Regions from separate parts of the Homo sapiens genome. Here all the other regions are linked to region 2. The links are chromatin loops, found by intact Hi-C in ENCODE. Cell type or tissue: mammary epithelial cell. All regions are shown on one strand.

Evidence for each region. Hi-C counts contacts between places; a loop is a spot of excess contacts. Peaks named below come from ENCODE experiments on the same cell type or tissue, not always from the same donor. Only the 100,000 strongest peaks of a DNase experiment are listed, where the experiment ranks them.
Region 1: a loop joins it to region 2, with 9 times the contacts of the local background. A loop is called at or near these places in 77 of 110 quality-filtered maps.
Region 3: it touches region 2 in a loop (7-fold over the local background); 3 of 110 quality-filtered maps call a loop at or near these places.

Annotation. Positions count from the first base shown.
Region 1 is chr11:4,621,408-4,629,407 of GRCh38, reverse strand. No RefSeq gene overlaps it. Among named protein-coding and RNA genes, the nearest start is that of OR51D1, 12 kb to the left of the region's middle. In mammary epithelial cell, a CTCF peak has its summit at 3,027 (motif pointing left); a DNase peak (open chromatin) is centred at 3,007; H3K27me3 peaks cover 285 bases.
Region 2 is chr11:5,001,583-5,009,582 of GRCh38, reverse strand. It overlaps OR51L1 (olfactory receptor family 51 subfamily L member 1), which reads right to left. Exons shown (of 3, transcript NM_001004755.2): 3 at 4,047-8,000. Among named protein-coding and RNA genes, the nearest start is that of OR51L1, 11 kb to the right of the region's middle. In mammary epithelial cell, a CTCF peak has its summit at 4,944 (motif pointing right); DNase peaks (open chromatin) are centred at 4,502 and 4,972; H3K27ac peaks cover 487 bases.
Region 3 is chr11:4,821,874-4,829,873 of GRCh38, reverse strand. All of the region lies in intron 2 of MMP26 (matrix metallopeptidase 26), which reads right to left. OR51F2 (olfactory receptor family 51 subfamily F member 2) reads right to left here. Exons shown (of 1, transcript NM_001004753.2): 1 at 7,418-8,000. The coding sequence ends at 7,460. Among named protein-coding and RNA genes, the nearest start is that of OR51F2, 4.6 kb to the right of the region's middle. In mammary epithelial cell, a CTCF peak has its summit at 3,184 (motif pointing right); no DNase peak of the experiment used is centred here.

The DNA of each region.
Region 1 (8,000 bases), 380 kb after region 2:
ACAGAGTAAACAAACAACTTACAGAATGGGAGAAAACTTTTGCAAGCTATCCATCTGACAAAGGTCTAATATTGAGCATCCATAAGAAACTTAAACAAATTTACAAGAAAAAACAACCCCATTAAAAAGTGGGCAAAGGACATGAACAGACATTTCTCAAAAGAAAACATACATGTAGCCAACAAACATGAAAAAAAGCTCAACATCACTGATCATTACAGAAATGCAAATCAAAACCACAATGAGATACTATCTCACACCAGTCAGAATGGCTATTAATAAAATATCAAAAAATAACAGATGCTGGCGAGGTTGTGGAGAAAAGGAACACTTTTATGCTGTTGGTGGGAATGTAAATTAGTTCAACTATTTTGGAAGATGGTGTGGCAATTCCTCAAAGACCTAGAGGCAGAAATTCCTTTTGACCCAGCAATCTCATTACTGGGTATATACCCAAAGGAATATAAATCATTCTATTATAAAGACACATGCACATATATGTTCATTGCAGCACTATTCACAATAACAAAGACAAGGAATCAAACTAAATGTCCATCAACAGTGGGCTGGATAAAGTAAATGTGGTACATAGACACTACGGAATAGGATGCAGCCATAAAAAGGAACGAGATCATATCCTTTGCAGGGACATGGATGGAACTGGGGGCCATTATCCTTAGCAAACTAATGCAGGAACAGAAAACCAAATACCACATGTTCTCTCTTATAAGGTAGCTAAACGATGAGAACACATGGATATATGGGGGAAACAACACACACTGAGGCCTGTTGGAGGGTTTGGGGTGTGAGAAGGGAGAGGATCAGCATAAGCATATCTGACTAGTAAACCCAAGCAAAATTGTCTCAATTATTTTTAATACTGACAATTCTGAAGACATTCCTAAATAGGAATTTTAACAATAATTTTAAAACTAGCTTTATTTGCTGTATGTTATCTTAAATCACATAGAAATATCATATAAACAGACAGAGGCACATCTTATAGCTTTCATTAAGATGTTTCATTTGTCAACTTCCAAACAGTTTTTATTTTCCCCATTCAGACTATCAGTCTTCCAATGGCTTGTTTCATTGCCCTACGCAACTGTTAGCTAGGCAGTCCTAAATTTGCACTTCTAAAACGATGACTCCTAGGTGAAACAAGGTGGAAAATTTGTATCTTAAAAGTACAGAGCTGAGACTTCAGACCTAAATATCCTACCATCATTTCCTCAAGCCAAAGAAAAAGCATGTAGGTAAAAGCCCATTTAAGACAAGATGGCCAGGAAAAGCACCTTAAACAAAAGTAAGACTTGTTATGTAAATGAAATACAATGGTAAGAATTTCTAGTGGCTCAGTCCTTCCTCTCTTTGGTGTACAGAGGCAAACACCCTCACAAATGGACAGTTCCTTTATAGATGTAAATTTCTTTTCAAAAGCATTTCAAAATATCCACCTAAATGCCAAAAGGTATATTTTGAAGACTGATTTTGTTCCATAGGTGGTCATTTTAACTTAGCTTCTGTTTTTTACCTAAAATTACTGCATTTAGGGTGAAGCCCATTAAGGAATAGTGCAAAGAAAGCATTTGCTATGTGTAGACTCATGCATAGCTCTGAAAAAAAAACAGGAAGCCTACTTTACCTGAGGGTCTACCTTTTACAAACACTTTATCCAGCTTTCTCTTCACCTTCAGGGCAGGGTAGTAACCAGACTAAAAGGTTAGAAGACTTAATTTTTCTTATCAATTAGTTGCTTAAGCTTTTTGTCTTTTATAAAGACTTTTCTTAAAAACAATAAAAACAATGAAATCTTTTTAGAAGCATCTGCACATCAATAGGCATCCCTGGATGAGCCTAATTAGACAGCTCTAATTTTCAAATGCACTTTTCAAAATGGAGTGTTGTTCATTTGGAGCTTTCTATTATAATTTTTCATTATTTTTAGTAAGATTTTACGACTTTTGTCAATGTGTGCTGCTTCCCGGGCCTAATACTTAATACTATAGGTAAGTGTCGCTAGAAGATGGAGTACTCAGTTCTTCAGTAATTAAGCATCCCATTTTTACATTTATTCTTGGCTTAATTCTCAGATCCCCTTGATCAACTTAGCCAATGATTTTTTCCCTACCTAAAAGCACAAAAGAAATAGAAGATACAAATCCCTGCAAATTTTCGAAAGCCACAGTTTACACCCCCTGAGGTACTGATACAGGAGTTAAGAAGGAATTACTTAGGCAGATAGCAAGGGAACCCCCAAATCATTTTCTAACAAAGAGCAGCCTGCAAGCTGGGAGCTTGCATGGGTGAATGCCGCAGAAACTGAGGACTAGACATTTTCATAATGGTGGCTCCATCTTCCCTTCTCTGCCAGCCGCGTGTATCCTAAGGAGCAGACCAGATGGGGCTGATAACTGAAAAGCCCATTTGCATAAGATTAGGGTAAGGTGACCAGCCTTCCCCATGTGCCATGTAAATGTCATACCTAATTGAACCAATCTGTGAGCCCTACATAAATCAGACACCACCTCCTCATGCCAGACTAAAACAATCGGTGCATTCCCTGCCAGCTGGTGTTTTTTTCTTCTCCATCCTTTCCGCATGGTCTTTTCTGCTTGGAGAACCCTTCCTCTATGGAGGAAGCTGTTCCTCTTTCTCTTCTCTTCTACCTATTAAACCTCTGCTCCTAAATTCCACCTGTGTCTGTGTCCTAAATTTTCTTGGCATGCGACAACGAACCCCTGGCATTATTCAAAGGCTTCTGGACTGAACCCAGCCTCTGACAGTCCGTCCAGGTGTTGGTAAAGGATCTCCAGCTATCCTGTCACAAAACTTTCCTTTCTTTTCTATCCATGGTCATTATGTCTACTATGCTCTCCGTATATGCAATGTGCAGGAATTTTTACAATTCAGGGGAACAGTTCTGTTAGGAAAGATCGGCAAACATGCAGTAACTCAATAAACGTCTTTACCGTTTCTCTGGTGAGTACAAGGTATTACTAGGCCAACAGCGCCACCTAGTGGAAACAGAAATCCTCTTCATGAGGCACATTGTGAGTCCTATGCCATAAACTGCGGTGTCCCAATCCTGGCTTTTCGCACTGCTAGAAAGGCTTCAACTGTGAATGGGAAAGCTCTGCCTTCAACAATTAGGAGCAAAATGTCCTCTGTAGCCAAATTTTAGCCTCAATACTGTCCCATCAGCAGATAAATGGCCATTCAGTCCCTATGTTCTCTTAAGGCACCTATTCTGCCTCCAATTAGAGTGGTACCTAACTAGTAAGGGGATTTTAAGTTTGGAAGTTAGCCAAAACCATTCTATAAAGGTAAATGCTTCAGCACCGGCCATAATAGCAAGATACAGAGTTTAATCTAGCATGCCCCCCCCCCGCCCATTAAAGGGGCCTTGCCCAACTATTACATAGTTTTTCTTGAGATCCGTTTTTCAGGGAGCCAGGCGGCTCACACAAGTCTAGGAAGTCAAAAGTCACCCAGGACTAGAGCCACCTGGGTGAGCATGACTAGCCCTAATTGCTTAGTTCCTCTGGAGTGCATTCTGAAGCACAAGGACTTCTGTGACCCAGAAACTTTAACAAAAATGTGGCTCATTTTCTTTTGCACAAGGGCATGACCTTTTTACTAGACCTCTGCAAGCATTGCAAAATAAACCCAGCTCTTTTAGCAATCATATCAGGCAGGTCCAAAAGAAAATAATTCTCTAAAATTAGAGAAGCAACTCCCAGGGGAACTATCTGAGGCTCCCCTTTATTTGGGGCCCCTTCAAGTTCCCTTCTCATTACAAGATCTTAGACAAATAAAGGGAGACTTAGGTCAATTTTCTAACGACCCTGATAGGTATATAGAAGCTTTCCAAAATTTAACTTAGGTATTTGACTTCTCATGGAGGGATGTTATGCTGCTTCTAAGCCAAACCCTAACCACAGCTGAGAAGCAGGCAATTCTGTAGGCAGCAGAGAAATTTGGAGATAAGCAATATGTCTTCTATAGCAGGCCTAAAAGGAAAAGCGAAAATAGAATGCAGGCCCAGGACCCCATAAGCCTGCTGTTCAAGCCAGCCCAACAACATAATCAGTAACAAACTTGACTACAGGCCTCCATCTTGTTTCAGGTCCTTGGGAACATGACCTGGAACCACATGGCAATACTTTGTTTTAGTCTCCACCATTTTACAATGGTGGCTGTCTTCTTGTGCTAAGTCAGTTCCTGGGTGAGGACCACACAATCAGATAAGCCAGTTTGTCAATCTAGGTGGTGCCAGCTGATCCATCAAGAGCAGGGTTTACAAAATATATTAAGGACTAATCTTGAGAGCAGTTAAGGGAGGGTCAGAATCTTGTAGCCTCAGCTCCATGACTCCTAGGCCATGGTTTCTAATCTTATGGCTAGTTTCTTGGTCTGCTCCCCAGGCAAGAGGTAAGCCTATCTTAAGAAGGGGCTGTTACCATCTTTGTTTTAGACTATAAACTATAAACCCAGCTCCTCCAAAAGTTGGTTTGGCCTATGCCCAGGGATAGGCAAGGATAGCTTGGGAGCTGGAAACAAAATGGAGTTGGTTGGGTCAGATCTCTTCCACTGTCTCAGTAATAATTTTGCAATGATAGTTTTAAAAGCTGCCTATCACCCCTTTGAAAACACCATATACACTTGAGGTTAAGTCATAACCTAATTAAGGCTTGTTGGTTTCACCTGTGAGATTACTTTTTGTAACGTTCAAAAGCTGAAAATCTTAATTGCTTCGCATGGCTAAAGTCTAGTAACAAGAGATTTAAAAGGATTTTCTTAAAAAGCTCTCAGCTTAATTAAAAGTGGATATTCAAGTTATAGGTATATTTAAAAGGCCTTTATGTTTTTCTCTTCTTGGATCTTGTCTTTCTGGAAAAAGTTTTTTTTCTTCTCAGTCAACTGAATTATTTTTCTCCATTTTTTGGCTTGCCACTCTTAATGCACACATAAGACGCCCTAAGATAACTTCTGGTAGCATGGAACTACGAGGCACCACAGACCCTGTTTTGGGAAAAAAAAAAAAAAAAAAAACCCTGTTTTCCTCGTGAAACCACAGGAATTAAAAGCAAATAGTTTAATCTGTAAGAAGTAAAAATAGTCTTAAGGATTATCGGTAAAATGCAAGTGTCATCAAAATGCAATAGGTGGTCTAAATCATTCAATTTAGATACTAGGTTTGCTAAATGGTTCGAGGTTGTATACTGCCTGCTTTACAGTTAGGTAAGGCACAGGGAGTTAGAATCTGGAAAGAGACAAGCCTTATCTGCACTTCTGTCTGGGTCCTAAGCGCCACACATGGCACATAATTAAAATCGCTTACTAACCAGGTTTTTCACCAAAAGTAACGGTTGCTAAGAGTAACAGAGCAACATGATCACTAAATAGTTTTATATGAAAGGCATATAAAAACAGTAAAATGTGTCTTTAGTAAAAGATTATAGGAAAGAATGGAAATGTTAATTTTGCCCAGGGATGAAGGATTATATTAAATTTGATAAGACAGAGCTAGAGGTTTAAGCAAGTTATAGAAAGATTGTAAAAATTAATCTTGCAAAAGTGTGTAAACATTAATTCAAAAGGATCTTTTGAATATATGGTCTTTTCATAAACTGAGCATCAAAATAAAAGCACAGCAAGGTGGTCTTAAGATGCTTATCTGGCCTTTAGCAAAAGGGTTGTAAAAGGTTTGTAAAGATTTCACCTCATGGTCAAATTGGTTAAGGTTAGATGGAATCATCTATAAGGTTTCATTTAAACAAATTGGGGCTGGGCATAGTGGCTCATGCCTGTGATCCCAGCACTTTGGGAGGCCAATGCAGACAGATCACTTGAGGTCAGGAGTTCAAGGCCAGCCTGGCCAACATGGTGAAACCCCATCTCTACTACAAATACAAAATTAGCTGGGTGTGGTGGTGCACACCTGTACTCCCAGCTACTTGGGAGGCTGAGGCAGGAGAATCACTTGATTCTGCCAGGAGGCAGAAGTTGCAGTGAGCTGAGATTGTGCCTCTGCTCTCCAGCCTGGGTGACAGAGCAAGACTCTGTCTCAAAAAAATAAAAAATAAATAAAATTGGGTTAACATTAATAAACTAATGCAAGGGTGAAATATGGCTTTAAACAGGATTTTCATGTAATAGTAATGCTACTGAAAGGTTTTTGCCTTTTGAGTCATCATTTTGGCAAAATAAATAATTTCTAGCATTCTGGAATTCTACTTCATAACATCCAGTGTTTTAAACCTCTAGCATTTAACAGACATCCCAAAATCAAACCTCAAGTTTCAAAATTGTCTTTCCTGCTGCCTGGCTTTCTAGATGGCTCAGAGGGCCCCTGAAACATCCATAGAAGAAGTAAACAGGATTATTTGACATGTTTAGTCACATGAGATTTCCAAAATGATGTCAAGTCTTCTTTAAGTCATATTCTGGTGAATAATACTAATATATGTTCCAAAGTTGTATGAGATTTCTAAAATTCTAATGTCTGAATATATGCTATCAATCATAATTAAGGGTAAAGTTATCACAAGCCGTGGAGATAACTAAACTTCTTTGTCAGTCATGTTTTTAACTGTAACTACCATGAAAATGTTGTCATTTGCAGACAATTGTTGTCTCGCTTTGTTCCTTCTGAAAAGATGGGCTATAGTCAAGCTATAAGACTTTAACAGGTGTTCTCAAATCAGGTTTTTAATAGCTTTGAAGATTGTAACATTGGAATAGAGAAAGAACGTATGGGACTTATGAAGAACTGAAATGTTCATGAATGTCAAGCAAAACAAGAAGTAAATGGACTGCACTCACTCCGAAAGTTAAAGCAAACTTTTTGACTTTTGCTTGGAATATTTCTGGTCTTTTTTTCTGCTCAATCCTTTCTGCTTGCTCTTTTCTGCTCAGAGAACCCTTCCTCTATGGAGGAAGCTATTTCTCTTTCTCTTTTCTTCTACCTATTAAACCTCTGCTCTTAAACTCCTCGTGTGTGTCTCTGTTCTATATTTTCCTGGTGCGTGAAAACGAACCCCAGGGTATATACCCCAGACAATCTAGCCAATTCAGTACTGCCATTTCCTGCCAGGTTCTGTCTGATCCACTCAGATATTCAAGGCTTCTAACTAGATCCAATCCAGTTGATTATCAGACCCAGTCTGATCCTTCACCCAGTCCAGTTTCCGTCACAACTTCTGAGCCCAATTCAGATAAAAAATGTGCTCAAACTCATATAACTCAAAACACAAATCCACAGAGCTTTAGAATTGGAGCAAGAATATACCCATGAGCCCCATTTCCCCACTTGCTGTGAGGGAGCAATGGACACAACGGGTCTGACGGGTACCTCACTGGGTCAATTCATGCTCCTGGGGATCACTGAAAGCTCGAATTTTAATCCCACTTCTAACACCATCTGTTAGAAGATAAACTTAAGACAAATTTAGTAGAGTTCAACTGAGGAAAGAATGATTTCTGAATTGTGCAGCCCTCAAAACCAGAACAGGTTCAGAGCAACTCCAGGGCTGCTATATGATCTAATATTTATGTAGAGGAAAAGGAAAGTGACATAGAAAAAAATGGAAGTGAGGTGCAGAAACAGCTAGATTGGTTACAGATGAGCATTTGTCTTCTTTGAACATGGTAAGAACAGTTGAATGCCTGATATTTGTAAAAAATAGCATACATGTGGTGGTCCATTTTCAATTCTAAAGGCCTTGAAATAGGTTTAAGCAGGCTACAAAGAAACCAAGAAGCAGAATGTACGAAGCCATCCCCTCTTCTTGCTTTCCCCTTTCACCCAACAGCTAGGCACCTGTCAGTCAGGCCCCCACTTAACTTCCCTCTCCCACCTCACCAAAGAATTTGGTTTAGGCTAGTTTACAACCTAGGTAATTATACCCTTTCTTTTTTTTTTTTTTAATTATACTTTAAGTTTTAGGGTACATGTGCACATTGTGCAGGTTAGTTACATATGTATACATGTGCCA
Region 2 (8,000 bases):
AGTGCGAGGCCCCTTCCAAAAAAAAAAAAAAAAAAAAAAAAAAAAGAACACTGTAGATAGAGAGGTTCCTTACCTTTGAATTCCAATTCTGGCACTTAACTATCTGTGTGACTAAGAAAACTACTTAACGTCTTTTCACTTCTTTTTCTTTGTTTATGAAATGAGTTTCATAATAATTTTAAGCAACAGGATTTTTGTAAATATTCGATGTGTTAATAAATGTATAACATTTAGAATGTATTAAATAATCAATAACAGATAATCAAAAATTGATTCCCTTTTCCTTTAATACAGGGTTGTTTTAAAATTAGTTATTATTAGTATTTTGTGGGTGTGCCAATTTTGTGACCCCATATTTTGAATCCTGAACTGAAACTTCTCTCAAAGACATTGACAAGTATTTTAAAGGGTGCATCAAATTTTATAGCTATTAAATAATTCAATCATAAGATTACTTTCTCTGGATCCAAACTCATGAGTATTAAAGAGCTTTTAACCATGACTTGGATTTCCATGCATATATCTTTTAAGACAGCAAACATTTTTCCCTTGGGAAATGTGTGTCTAAGTTACATTTCACACATTAATTTAATATGCGGGCATTCTGAAATATGCATTTTTTTCAAATAAACTTGGGTTTTGAGATTTAGCTTTCTTGGCTTTGAAAAGGTAAAACAACTACAAGAAAATATGAACAAGAAAAGCCATTGACTATCGGTCTAATAATATTTTGCCCCTTATTTTCACCTCCATCGAGTTGAATAAGACTTAGTTTAAATGGTAATTTACTCTTTCTTCTTGAAGATTTATCACTGATTCTATATTCCTAGGGTATCATGATAACACCATTCTCCCAAATCTCATTCAATCCCATTATTTTTTATCAATTTTTATTATATAATTATATTAATGGATCTCTTAGTAAAAATTTATAAACCTTGTTGACTAAGCTGAATGAGAAAACAAACAATTATATGTAACATTTAAGAGTAAGATTTCTTTATCAATAAAAATGATTGAAGTGTATTAAAATGGATACATTGAGATATTTCTTTTTTAGATTTTAATGTCATCCACACTTTTAAAATATCTTGTTATTAATTCATAGTGTAAGAAAGAGTAAGCTAATGTTTGTGTGTGTTTGTGTGTGTGTGTGATCTGAGAAGCTCTTGTGTGGTCACAGAAAGACAACATCATCATTAAGCCCAATTCAGAGTTCATGTGGAGGATGCATGCAAGTTGGCATGTTAATGGAGAGTGGCATGGTTTAAGATGTGCAAGTCTAATTACTAATTGGGAATTGTTTAAATTTTATATACTAATACTGAACATTTCTTAAGGCACACTCTTAGTTATAGAAATGTGCCATCTTTGTGAAACCACCTTTGCAAAAATTATACAGTGGCAACGTTATGGCAGCGAAAGAGATCTGATTTAACCAACCCCCATCTTGCCTTTATTCTTCAGACTTCCCTTAATCATTCCTGGGCTTGGGTCAAGCTAACTTTGGAAGACATTTATAGTTAAAATAATAATAGCCCTTCCCCAAAACTCAACCACCTTTGTAAAGTTAATGAGAGATCACTAGGCTAGGAGGATAGAGGAGCCGGAATTCTGCTAAAGTGTAGACATAAACAATTGCCAGCCATTATTCTGGAGGTCGCAAGACTTACGACTTCCTTAATTACTCTTGCAGATAACATCACTATTATACAACCTAGAATTGGCCTTTTGAGATATCTTTTCAGGCTTTTTGCATGTGTGATGACCAGTGGCTCCTACATGTGCCAATCACTCCTGTGGCCCCACCCAGAAATGACTCAGGCTTATGAGGACCATTTCTCATACCCCTGTGATTGCACTCCCAACCAATCAGCAGCAGGCACCCATTGCTTAGCCACCCCTCCTCTTCCTCCAAACTACCTTTGAAAAACCCTAGCCTCCAAATTCTTAGGAAGGCTGATTTAAGTAATAATAAAACTTTGAACTTCTATTTAGCTGGCTCTCTATGTAAAACTCTTTCTCCCTTGCAATCCCCTGCTTCAATAAATCAGCTCTATCTGGGCAGCAGGCAAGAAGAGCCCATTGGATGCAATGTTACATTCGCTGAATCTGTTCGTTTATTGAGACATAATATAGTCACAGGATTCAGTGCTATGGGGGGATAGAAACAGAAATTCTTTCCTGAAGGAGCTTTAGTTGAGCAAGACCAAACAAATAAAGCCTCATCATTACTTACAGACAATATTGCTGAACTGTATGCAAAATACTCTCACTACAAGTGATGAGAATCAATAAGTTAATTGATCAGGGTAGGTAGATATCTTTTTTATATCCAAAAAACATATGCTTATATTCAAAAGCACATAGAAATTGAAATTGAAAATATAATATTTATAATGGTGTTGAAAATACAGAGACCTAAAAACCTAGTAAAAGAAGTACAAGACTTCTAAACTTAAAATTTCAAATACTATTGAGAGAAATTTAAGACACTTTTTTTCAATCAAGGGATGTACTCTGTTCACAGATTAGAAGACTTCATATAGTAAGAGTGGCTAATCACATTAAATCAGGTTACAAATTGAGTTTAGAATTTTGTAGAAATTTAATACCTTATATAAAACTTAATATAGAAACACAAATACTGCATTAGTTCATTTTCTTACTGTTATAAAGAACTACCCTAGACTGGGTAATTTATAAAGGAAAGAGTTTCAATTGACTCACAGTTTAATTATGGCAGGAGGCTAAGGGGAAGCAAGGTACCTTCTTCACAAGGTGGCAGAAAGAAGAAGTGCTGAGCAAAGGAGAAAGAGCCCCTTATATAACCATCAGATCTTACGAGAACTCATTCACTATCATGAGAACTACCTGTGGCAAACTGCACTCATGATTCAATTACCTTCACCTGTTCTCTCCCTAGAGATGTGGGGATTATGGGGATTACAATTCAAGATGAGATTTGGGTGGGACATAAAGCCTAACAATATAATTCTGCCCTTGGTCCCTTCCAAATCTCATGTCCTATTCACATTTTAAAACCAATCATGCCTTCCCAACAGTCCCACAAAGTCTTAGTTCATTCCAGCATTAACCCAAAATTTCAAGTCCAAAGTCTCATCTGAGGCAAGGCAGGATCCTTCCACCCATGAGCCTGTAAAATCAGAAGCAAGTTAGTTACTTCCTAGATAAAATGGGGGTAGAGGCATTAAGTAAATATACTCATTACAAATGGGATAAATTGGCCAAAATAAAGGGGCTACAGGCCCTATGCAAATCTCAAATCCAACAAGGAAGTCATTAAACCTTAAAGTTTCAAAATGATCACTTTTGACTCCCACTCCACTCCTGGTACAAATTTACTGTATTAGTTCATTTTCATTCTGCTATAAAGAACTGCCTGAGACTGGTTAAGTTATAAAGGAAAGAGGTTTAATTGGCTCACAATTCGGCATGGCTGGGGAGGCCTCAGCAAACTTACAATCATGTCAGAAGGGGAAGGGCAAGGAAGGCACCTTCTTCACAAGGTAGCAGGAAGGAGAAGTGCCAAGCAAAGGGTAAGGAGCTTCTTATAAAACTATCACATCTTGTGAGAACTCACTCACTATCACAAGAACTGCATGGGGGAAACAGCACCCATGATTCAATTACCTCCACCTGGTCTCTCCCTTGACATGTGATGATTATGGGGATAATGGGAATTACAATTCAAGTTGAGATTTGAGTGGGAACAAAAAACCTAACCATATCAAATACCAACATAGTTAAGGGCATTTGAACAAGTAACCCTCATACTGTTGGGCTCACACTACCTTATAACAAAACCTACCATAAAATCATAATTAACAACAGTCATGGATTAGCAGAATGATAGAAAATTATGTCCAATGGAACAGAAGAGAAATATGAGAAATAGACCCAAATATATACATTTTCACCATATGACAATGGAAGCACTGTGGTACAGGGGATGAATAATGCTTTATTCAATAGATGATTGAAAACCAAAATGAGTCACTGAGGCATAAGTCTCAATCACTGAAGTTTATTAAGCCAGGTTTAGGGCACTTCTGGGAAAAACAAAAGCCACCGACACATCTGTGGCTATTTCCACAAAGGTTTTCAGGACATTGTGTATTTATCCATTTCCTTAAAAGGGGGAAGGGGGAGGCATGTAGGTTGGGCAGTAGGGGAAATAGTTACATTCCTGAGACTTCAGTTAGTGTTCAGTAAATCTACATTTTACGTAAGATAAGGTGAATGTCTGAAGCGAGAAAGGGAGTAAAGGAAGACTCAATCATGTAGTCGTCTCTGGGTAGGTGAAGAAAATGAATCTTGACTTTTCTGCACCTGGGAAGATAAACTTGTAAGTGACATAATCGGTGTGGAGTTTTAGGAGCTAGACCTGGATTGTGGACCTAAATTTACAACTAGCGTGTCCTTGTTTATGGGAGGCAAGCAAAGAATTTACTTATGAATGATCTGTGGGTAGCCCTTCCCAGATGCCTGAGGCCATTTACCTTTCCAGTCTGGCTGATATATAATGTTAGTAACAGTTATTCATGTGGAAGAGAGTGTTGCAATGATTCAGCTTCAGGACTTAGTCTTTACTTCTGCACAAGTTTGGGGGGTCCTTCAATTTTTATTTTCTTTTACATAGTTCTGACTGAACTATGTATTCATATCAAAAAATATGCCTTGACCTTACCTCATCATTCATAAAAATAAATTCTACATGTGTTGTATTTAGAAATATCAAAAGGAAAGCCTTACAACTTTCAAAAATTACACAGAAGGACATCATTGATAATATCAGCAAATGTGTCAGTTATTTATTTATTGTCCCAGTTTCAAATATAGACTTCATTGCTTACTCTGCAACAATGGAACTGGGCTCAATGGACATTTTTTCCTTCACAGATTCATGATGTTAAACTTGGCCAGCAGAGGGTGCCGCAGGGACACTTGTAAGAGAAGTTCGTGTGTACTTCTCTTTGATTATTCTCTCTCTTCTACCAGAGGCGTGTAATGAGAAATATTTAGTAATACTCATCCTATCAAATTTCAACAATACCCATATGGCTAGACTCTTACTGAGTCTTGCAGTTACTCTAGGGACTGGCTTCCCAAATAACCTATTTGGACCCTGGAGGGGTGTTTCCAGCTTGTCAGTCCAAACTGTGATTTGCTGCCCACCTGTACTTCAAAGGGGGGTTATCATTTGCTTGCCAATGCCAACTATAGTTCCCTGCCTACAAGCCTCAGCTCACCTGGTGCTTCCTACTACTCAGTCCTGAAAAGGAATCTTAGTCTCTCAGCCTTGGTTCACCTATACCCCACAGAAGTGTCTTTCTAAACACATGCAATGTAATGACCTTTTCTGGCATCCAGGATGCTAAGACTATGCATTCTCAAATGAAGTTTCAACCTCGGGCTTGGGGAGTACCTTCCCCATTTTCCAAGTTTGTTTTTTCTTTCAATATTCTCTCTTAGCTCTAGGGTATTACTCAGCGTTGTCTTTACCTTCTTTAAAGTTGATTTCCTTATGAAATTAATAAGTATTTGTATTTATAAACTCTATTCAAATTACTGTGTGATTTTTGTCTTCTTACTGGATCCTGAATGACAGAATAGGCAAATATCTCCTTAAAAATACACAAAAGCACTAAACATAAAAGCAAATTTATAAGTTGGACTTAATTAAAATTAAGAACATTTCTAGTCATCAGACATACTATTAAGAAAGTACATAGATTGTAGAAGATGGTTGTATACATACATCTCACAATGTCAACTTGAATTATAGGTTATTTTTAGTTCTCCAGGCTTACACACTGTGTTTGATCTTCCGCTTGAAACTTAAGAGATTTAAAAACCATGGATATTTGCTCTTGAATTCTCATCCTGTTTCATCTGCCTGAAAAAAAGGAATCCTTGAGAATTTTATTTTATCTTTCTATGTTACAGGTAGTTAGGCATGAGTGGGGCAGGAAAGGGCTCTAGCTTACCCACTAGTAATGTTAGGCAATGGTTGGGCAATTATCACATTGCCTCTCTAAAAGTGATAAATTGGCAGCCTGCGCCAGGGAGAGGCCATTTCCTGATGGTCCACACCTGTTGCACTAAACTGCTAATAGAATGCAGATGCCAAAAGGAAGTAACTTTCTAGACATGTGCATTAAGAGACAAAATGAAGGAGTATGACCTTCTGAGGGCACACCACCGAGAAAGGGAAGAAAGCCTCAGATGGGCACGTGTACAACTTCCTAAACACACTGTGCATGCTCACTTCCTAAGGGTAAGGAGGGCACTGTGCATGTGGGTAGCCCACTCTAAGGGAAGGATCACGGGAAAGGCGCCAGACTATAAGGTCCTAGGATTAAGGTTAAACACAGCACTTGTCCTTCAATTTACCCTTGGGTCTCTTCCAAGCGTACTTTCCTTTTTTCCTCTTCTAAAGCATTTTTAAATAAACTTCCACTCCTGCTCGAAACTTGCCTTGATCTCTTTCTCTGCCTTATGCCCCTCAGTCAATTTCTTTCTTCTGAGGAGGCAAAAATTGAGGTTGCTGCAGACCCGTATGGATTTGCCACTGGTAACTTGAATACCTTCCACCAGTAATATATTTGATGTCATGAGACTTGGATATTAGCCACCCCTAACACCTTTACGTCACAGGTTTTCTGAGAACTTCTCATTTCAGGGTTCTCTGGGAAGCAGACTTTGAGGTAAAATTTAGTGTGCAGTTTGTTTAATAAGAGAATCCCTGGGATAATCATCTTAAATGAAAAGGAATGAAAGTGGGTAGGATTGGGCAGAGGGAAAAGTTGACCTGTGAATCAGGCCTGAAGATAGCCTTGTCCAACATCACGGGGAGTCCTGGATATAAAATTGCCCAGTGAAATTCACTGGGCTGAAGGGGCCAGACCTTTCCAACTTTCTACATTAGTCATTGAATGTGTCAGTGGATGACCCCAGGCAAGGCTCATTTCTCCAGCTGAGGCAATTCCTGAAAAGGTAAAAAAAAAAAAATTGAAGGCTTTCTACTGGACTTACTGCCAGCAGCTGGGGCTACAAGTCTTTCATTGAAATGGGGCTGAAACTACATATCTTTGTCCATCATAGCCCATGTCAGAGCCCTTTTTTTGTGGGAGGAAATGCAAAATGCTTTGGGTAAGTTTTAAGTTAGACTGAAGAACGTTGCTAACACATACTCTTTCTAACCTCTTTGCTTTCTTCATGTTACCTCCTCTTTCTAGAATACCTTTCCCAGTGATGTGTTGGTAAGTGTTTAACCACCTCCTCTCTAAGAAAAAATTTCAAGTCCTGATATATAATGTTTACCAATTTCTGTGGTTTAAATACTTCCATCATAACCAATTTCATTAACCTATATGACATTACAGAGCACAAAAGCAGAACAAGATATGCACAATTGTCTCTTATGTGCCAGCTTTGGTACGCCACTTTATTTCCAACTGTGTTCAACTGGTCAAGAATGAATTTGACTCACAATGCACAGTGAAAGTGTCAACTACTCTGATTACTGATTCTTAAATCCTCAAGTGAAATTGACCACTTATTAATATATCAATATTATAAAAGGTACCTGTTCCAATAATACCATTGATTACACTTAATTTTACTAACCTTTTATCTATGTATCTTCACTATTAAACATTCATTATTTAACATTAACGTTATGCATTTTGCTGTTTATATATCCACAGTACTAACAGCAATAACTATAATAGTTATTTCAATTATTTAATGAGTACTCATGATTGTTGGGGAAGACCAGCTGTATAGTGCTGTGATAAGGTAATAGACATGGCCCCATATTCAAAAAGTGTGCTATACAGCTGAAAAGAAAGTGAATTTATATGAAATAATAAAATATCACCCATAAAAACATATCTGTAGTTCATTCTAGTGAAAAAGAAAAAAGTAATGGGTTATCAAAAATAAATTGATTAAAAACACAATACTACAGATCC
Region 3 (8,000 bases), 180 kb after region 2:
GGCTCTATCTAAGATTCAGTGTATGTCTTAAAAGGCTCAACATAAGCCAGTCACTGAGGTCAGAGACAGGCAGACTTGAGGTGGAATCCTGCCCACAAATGTGTTCTGTTTGGTCATCACAATGTCTAGACAGATTTTTAATGTGATGGCTTTAGGTAAGTAACAAGGTCTCTAATTTATCATAGGCTCCTTCTTTCCCCATTGTCTTATATCTAGCCCCTTAACATTTATTGGTCCTCAAAGGCACTTAATCTCACAAAACAAAAAGTAATGCCCAGGGTCACAGCATGCTTAATATCTCAGACCCTCACGTTCAGAAGGGAAATTGTTCAGCCCAGTAACTTTGAAAATTAGAAATAAATAAATTGTATAATTCTGCTGGCAAGTTGTGCAGGGGCATATGATTTTCAGATAAAGAAAATAGAAAATAAGATTTAGCAAAATACTATTGGCCTGAAACAAAGTATATCACATAAATGAACCAACTTAGATAGCCGACAATGATGACTTCATCTTCAGGTTAATACAAGAGGTGATGTGATGGAGTTGGGGGCTGTAGTAATCAGTTAGGACAGGCAGAAAAGTGGAGAAAAGAGTCCAGTAAACTAGCAGACTTATACTATAACATGGGCCTAGTTGGCTTAACACCGCTGAAGATTTGATAATATGCAGAGCTCTGATAAAGCTGTAAACCCTACTTAAGGTCAGAATTTTTTTGGTATTTAGTAGCCTTTTACTGCAAGATCATGCCAGTAGAAATACAGTCAGGATTATGATACCTAATATTCTGCCTTCAGGAAAATGTCAGTCCTAGTTAAACACTGTATTATTTTCCTAAAGCCTTAGGTCCCCTAGACTCAAGGCTTCACTGGACTTGGGTAGAGGCAGCACTGAAACTCCCGGGCAGATGGGTGACTGAAACCAGATTTGTTAGGCCCTGAATATATTTAGAGCTGCTTGCTGAGGATGACAGACAAAAGCGATACAGAATATCCTTTGAAATGGTCCTCTTTATTATTACTGGACCAGAACAAAATAACCATGAAGGCCTACTCTAATTCTAGCCCAAAATATCCAGCCTAGTTTCTCAACTTATTGCTCTGGCAAATTGCAGCTGTCATGAAAATATAATTAAGGCCTAGAAAAGAAGCACATAAGTGTCGAACCAAGAGAGCATTGCAGACCTAGTTAGATTATCCTAATTAGAGAAGATAACCCTAAACGGTTGTGTTCATTCAAACTTTAATCTTTATTCAAACCTCCACCCATTAGGAAAATACCTTTTCTGATAATAAAAAATCTCCCCCCGCTTTCTAAAATAGATAGTACAAGTAAATTTTATTCCTTTCCCCATCAATTCTTATGTTACCTACCACAAACAGCATATCTATTGCCATCATCATTCATTTATTTGATGTGTATTTCTTGATGACCTATTATGAACAATGCATTGTGTCCAGCTACTGAGAAACACAGATGACCAAAATAGATGCATTGCTTTTATTGAGCTTATAGCTCAGAGGACAACTATGGATCGTCAGTGAGTAGGATAATCAATATAAAAAGCTTTCAGAAACTTTTAGAGGTAAACTTCCAGAAAACCTTGAGCCTAAACCTAGAGCAGTTTTTAGCAGGTAATGAAGAGCACCTCTTCAGTCTACAATGGCTTCAAAAAACGAGGAGCACTGCTTCCTCACATTCCTATTCTTATACACAGATAGGAGACATAATTCAATTTGATTTTTCACATTCAGAAAAATGTATATTTTAACTAGAGTATTACCAAAAGGAGTGCAAGTTTCTAATGTTGATGTATTTTTTCCAGCATCAGTCCACAATCATAATGGAATTTATATGGCTCATGTTTGCCTTATGGCACATCCTTCTATTAGTTCCTGACATGTATCTACATCATTTTGAGTGGAAAATTAATTGGTCTCCAGATCCAGAAAAGGCTACAGGGTCACCAGGTCAAAAAAGCAACTAGAACTATGATAAAAATTACAAGTTTGTCTTTGTTGTGTTGTGTTTTTTTTTTTAGGGAGAAAAACAATTAGAACTCTCATCTTGGAAAGGCTAAATTTAGGTAATTTTTAGGAAAAAGATGAAATAAAATCTATTATCTTTCTTCTATTTTTTTCTCTGATTTGACTTGCTACCCTAGCTCTTCCTCCTCCATTTCTGCTTTCCCTTACTTCTCCTTTTTATTTATTGTTAACAACAATAAATAATAACAATATTATTATTAATATCACCATTTTAACATAAAAGGGTGTAAACTTAGAAATAATAAATATTCCCTGCAAAAGCATTTTTCTCTCAGCAGCCTTCCTGAGACCACTTCTGTATACTTTATGTGCTCATAGCACTTTCTCCATTGCCCTGGAGCTATCCCCATACTTTCTAAAAGACTTGGCCCCTGGATACCTTTTTCAGGATCATTTTTCTTCTCTATTTGGAGTTTTTAAAAAAAGGAAACAAGTTGGTAAGCATATCATTTTAATTGACTTTACAGGATTAAATAACAGAACTTGCACCAAAAACAATAACAAAAAAGATCAAGGATAGATTTTCAGTACAGCAGAAGAAATGGCTCATACCTCATTCTGAGGTGACTGCATTTTCTGTGAACCTACAAGCTCTCCAGGATAGAACATCAGTTGACCCTGTGAATTCGCTGCTTCTAGTGCATCACCGCAAATCTTTTAGCCTCATTTTCCAATCACTGTTACAGCAATCAGACTCATTTAGTCATTGGCTGGCTTTTCGCAGGAAGAATCTGAAAACCTCTCAACCTAGGCGCGTGCCATGTACCTCTTGTTTCTTGCCCCAAGACTGACACTGAATGATGAAATATCTACATGTACTCACTTGGTATCCATGCATGTACAACCCAGAAATAGGGGGAAATTAAGGATTCATGAGGTAGACTTTCAGCAATGGGAAAAAGGATCCAATGGATTAACTGTTTCTGTCTTTTTATTTTCCTGGGTTGAGTATCCCGAGACGTATTTGATAAGGCTTCAGAGGTGGCCCTGTAGGATTAGGCAATAGTCACCCATAATGGTATCTGGATTATTATTGATATGCCATTTCTCAACCTCCAAATTCCTTTTTACCTGCTCTGTGATGAAGATGTTGGGCCTTATAATGTTTTGCTAGCTGGTACAATGTTAAGATTTGTCAGTAGAGGGTAGTGGAGGCACACTGAAAGGAGAAGAAGAGGTTTTTCTCTTCCTGGTTTTATTGTGGTTTGCCAACCAGACTCCTACAAATCATGATTTTTCTTTATTGCTTGGCTCTGTGTGGTTCCTCCAGGGCTCAGTTCCAGCAGTGCATAGCTTTCTTCAGCATTTCACCACTGAGCTTGTTCTCCAGCTCTCCACTGAAACAACAATGGCATAACCTGGAACCATAGGCATAATAGGCCAGCACTGAAGCTGAGATAGCTTCTTCTATATCTTCTCCTTAGCCCTGAATATCTGTGTGCACATCAGGGGCCCCATGGGACTAGTCTTCTAGCAAGGTAGTCACTCAACTTATCCAGAGAAGGTGGGCTGGAGCCACCCCAGGTACAGCCACACATGGAAACGCATTATACTCCTAGAAAGAACAGTCTTTCCAGCTCCCAGGTACAGCAACGCCCAATAATCAGCAGTTTCCCTTGCACTTAGAGAGTTCTGGGGCTTGGCACCTTCTTACGGAAGGCCTTTCCTGCAACTATCAGAGGGCAGATTTATGGAAAACCTCACTGATAAGGCCCTTTTGTGAGTTCACCAGCCTAGTGCAAGGGAAGGAATCCTCCTTAGGTGCTTTATCCCAGTGCTTGGGGTAATGGTTGCCCCTTATAGCTGTTTCTACTGAATTCTTTATAACTCTCTTTAACAAGCTAATTTCTCCACTATTTTAGCTCCTTGTTAATAATTCTCTAAATTAAATTTTTCCTGTTAAAATTATTGTATGATTTCTGTCTTTTGATTGAACCCTGATTAACGCAGCATCAAACTCAATGAGGTGTTTTCTATCATCTTATTCTTTCTCCTTCTTTAACTTCAGTTGTTCCTCATTCATGGTCCCTGGAAGCACATTATCATTAACATGCTCAATTGATAACAAAATCTGGTTGCTAGCAGTCAGAAGGCTGACAATAATCCTTGAAATTCAATGGCATCACAATTACTAACACACTCATTTGTGATTGACTGGATGAAGTTCAGGTGGAAGGTAAGGTATTAGTTTATATAGTAACTATGGATCTGAATCTAGTCTTCCATTTTTACCTAAAACATCTAAAGATTATGGAATGGGCTGATTTTATTATCTGCCTCAGAAATCTTGAAATAAGAGCTAATCAGATTGGGACATCCAACTCACAATGCAGGGTATGCCATGAAAATCAAAGGTTCTCTGTAGGAACACTGACAGAAACCTTTATCTCATTCAGACATAGATTATACAGCTCTAAAAATCAGGCAAAGGATTTCACTAAAAAGGTGGCAGAGCTACAAGGCAGGCTGCTCAGGTTTGACAGATCTTCTGTGATAAAGTCAAAAACCTTGAAAAAGACTAGAAATACAGTAATGGGAAAATGATGAGATCCTCATTCCTGGAATGTTGACATTTGAGTGAATAAGTCTTCAAATCTTGAGACTTTTGAATATTTTATGCCAGAAGAAACAGATCCCTTCTTACTTTTCAAAGATAATTCATTTATTACTGTCTGGAGACCTTACACAAACCAAACCTGAGTGTGATGCCTCACAACTGATACCTTTCCTCCACAAGAACTGCCCTATCATTTCTCATTGCACCCAAAATAATAACCAATCAGGTCTCAGCAAAGCCTGAAAAGAGGATTTTTATTAACATTTTTGGAGAAAACAGCTTATTTACTGAAGGCATTGCAGAACCTACTTAATTGGACTAACCGGAATCAAATGAGTAGAGTGGATCTTGAAGGTGTTAGATCCAGGCAGCAGTGGAAGTATGTGGTAGTATGAATATTAATTAACAGAGAAAAGTTTATTGACATGAAGGCATTGATCCATGATTAGAGGTGCAATATTATATCAAGGATACCCAGAAACTGTGCTAATGCACTACTGAGACGGTTGTTTCAAGATTGGATATGATAATGACCACAGAAAATTAGGTGGAGATGCCAAATATTCTTGGTAAAATGTGGACTATAGAAATATCAGGGAAGTTGACATGTTAGAATTGATTTATCCTATAGGACAAGAGAATTTACCACATGATTATTTTCTCCATGAGGGAAGAGAAATGTCTTCACAGAGGCAACAAAGAATGCATTTGTAAGAGGAAGTCTGGTTCATTTCAAAGGTCAGCAGTTGCCGTACTCTGTAGGCTACACATAACAATGAAAGATGCTTCTGTGGAAATGGGCTTCCTATTAACAATGAGAATGAAGGAATTCTGAGACCACATGGCAGTACTTAAAAATCGTATAAGTGTGTATAATTTTTATAGAGGATAGAAAGGCTAGAATGGCTGTCAGAGTGATGGGACCCACACTGATATGTTGCAATATATGATAGTCTTCCTGGAGACGAGCTAAATGAACAGTCTTCTAGGATGTACCCAGCATACATTTGCAATAGAGAACTTCTCAGCACCAGGCTGACATCAGCCATATGATGGGAAGTCATGATCCCTTAACCTGTTTAAATATTTAAGTCACTTCATGTATACAGTACCCATTAATTGAATATGAGTCTTGGTCTCCCCCACAAAGTGTCCCACAATGCTACTACCAGTATGTAATAAAAATTATCCAGATTTCCCCCCAAACAGTCTAAGGTCATTTACAAATGTAACTGTTCATTAAACAAAGAATACCCAACTCTTTAAGGACTCTTATATATAGGTTATCTAAGGTTATATCTAAGAGTTCTTAAAGAGTTTGTTCACTCAAACATATCATCATGCTCTCTTTTGGTTAACTTATAAGATTATTGAGAGTGATTAATGGAGTTATGAACAACGTTTATCTCATAGTCAGCCCAATAATTTTTCGGCTTTACTTGTGGTTATTCTTCAGATGCTTAATCACATAATTGAGGATAATATACTTAGCAACAGGAAAAACTCTTACGTTGTTATGCTATCTGAGACATTTGAGCAATTATTGTAGGGATAATGATGGACAAGGTCAAAAAGCACAAATAATTTATGTGAATAGTTGGCCCAGAATCCTATGACACTTGTCACTGTTGTATGGATGTCTCGGCATTAATTCACATCCATGGCCTCATGGGGGATTTCGTTAAGTTTCTGGAAAAGGAGGAAAATACTCAGGCTTAGTTCATGAATAGACTGGTAGACAAGTTGATGCTAACCAAAAATTGTGTGCAGTGGCACAATAGCCCTACCTTTGATGGCATAAAGGAGAGTGGTGAAGGAAAACATTTCCAAAGGGCAGAGTTGTGAGTAGTACTCTTGGTTGTTAATGTTGTTTGGGGGAGAAGTTGTCTGAAGTCTGTGGATATACATGGACTAGGACTTTGCTAAAAGGCTTGGATAATTTGTCAACAGATGGAACTAGCAACTTTGTTAGAAGAGATGTAAGAAAGTCTGCATGTGATGTGCTATTGAAGCACACACAAAGGATGAAAAGCTCTGTGTCTTATGTTAATATTCACTACAGAGTATTCACTTCAGAGGAGGGACTCAACAACCAGCTATAAAGTATCTATACGTTGATATCAGCCAGCCTTTGCTCTGCCATTGCTAGTCCAGTGAGCCCATAAATGAAACCATAAAATCAGGGATAGAGATAAATATGAGCCAAAAGTACAGATTCTCTTACACCAAGATAAATCTTGGTTTAAAAAAAAATGAAAAATAGTGTTATCCTTACTCCTAGAATGTTAACAATGTAATTACCAACTTTTAACTCTTCAGCTAACAGCAGCAGTAACTGATGCTGAGCACATAATATGGTATCTTGTATTTACATTAGGTAGCCCCTGCACATAATAAAGGGCAAAATAATTCCATCTAGATAAGACCCAATGTGGAATTACATTGATGTGTATTTTAGGATCCACCCTATAGAATCTCTATTTTGGAATCGCATATATAATCAAGAATTTCAAGAAAAGAAACTAATTAAAGTGTTTTCTGTGTGTCATTCAGAAAATAACAACTGACTTATTTAGAAAGTTTCTCACATTAAATGTGAACTTTTATAATTGTATACAGAGCCTGAATTAATACTTTATGTAGCTTTCATACTGCTTACAAATATAATTAGTTGTTTATATATGTTTCTTCACTTCATATTGAAAACAAAATCATAATTTAGTTGGCAATGACATGAATTTATTGACAAAGAAATTGACTAAATAAATGTCACATAACCTATAAATTGCTTAGTTTGGACTGTTGGAGGCATGTGTGGGCACTTTGGGACAATTACTCCATTGTAGCAAAGCACTTATTCATAAATGGCTTTATCTCTAATCAGAAATAGCTGATGATTAGATTTGGAGTGCTTCTGAATTAAGACCTTGATAATGGCCTTTTGAATCTGCTTAATCTTTACACTGTAAATAATAGGGTTGAGCACAGGAGGGATTAGCAGAAAGACATTGGCCATGATGATGTGGACAAATGGAGGTGCTGAATGGCCATAGCGATGGACAAGAGACAAACTGATGAGAGGGAGGTAGAAGATGGAAACAGCACTGATGTGGGATGTGCAGGTGTTGAAGGCTTTCCGCCTCTCTTCTGAGGAAGCAATGCTGAGGACAGATCGAATGATCAGGATATAGGAGAGCAGGATGCAAGGGCAGTCAAACCCTGTAGTGGACAAAAGCGCAAACAGACCAAGGATGCTGTTGATCCTATTGTCTGTGCAGGAGAGTTGGATGAGATCAACATGGTAGCAGTAAGAATGTGAAAGGACCATAGAACTGCAGAAGGACAACCTCTTGACAAAGAGCATGACTGGCAACATGACGGCAACATTTCTTATC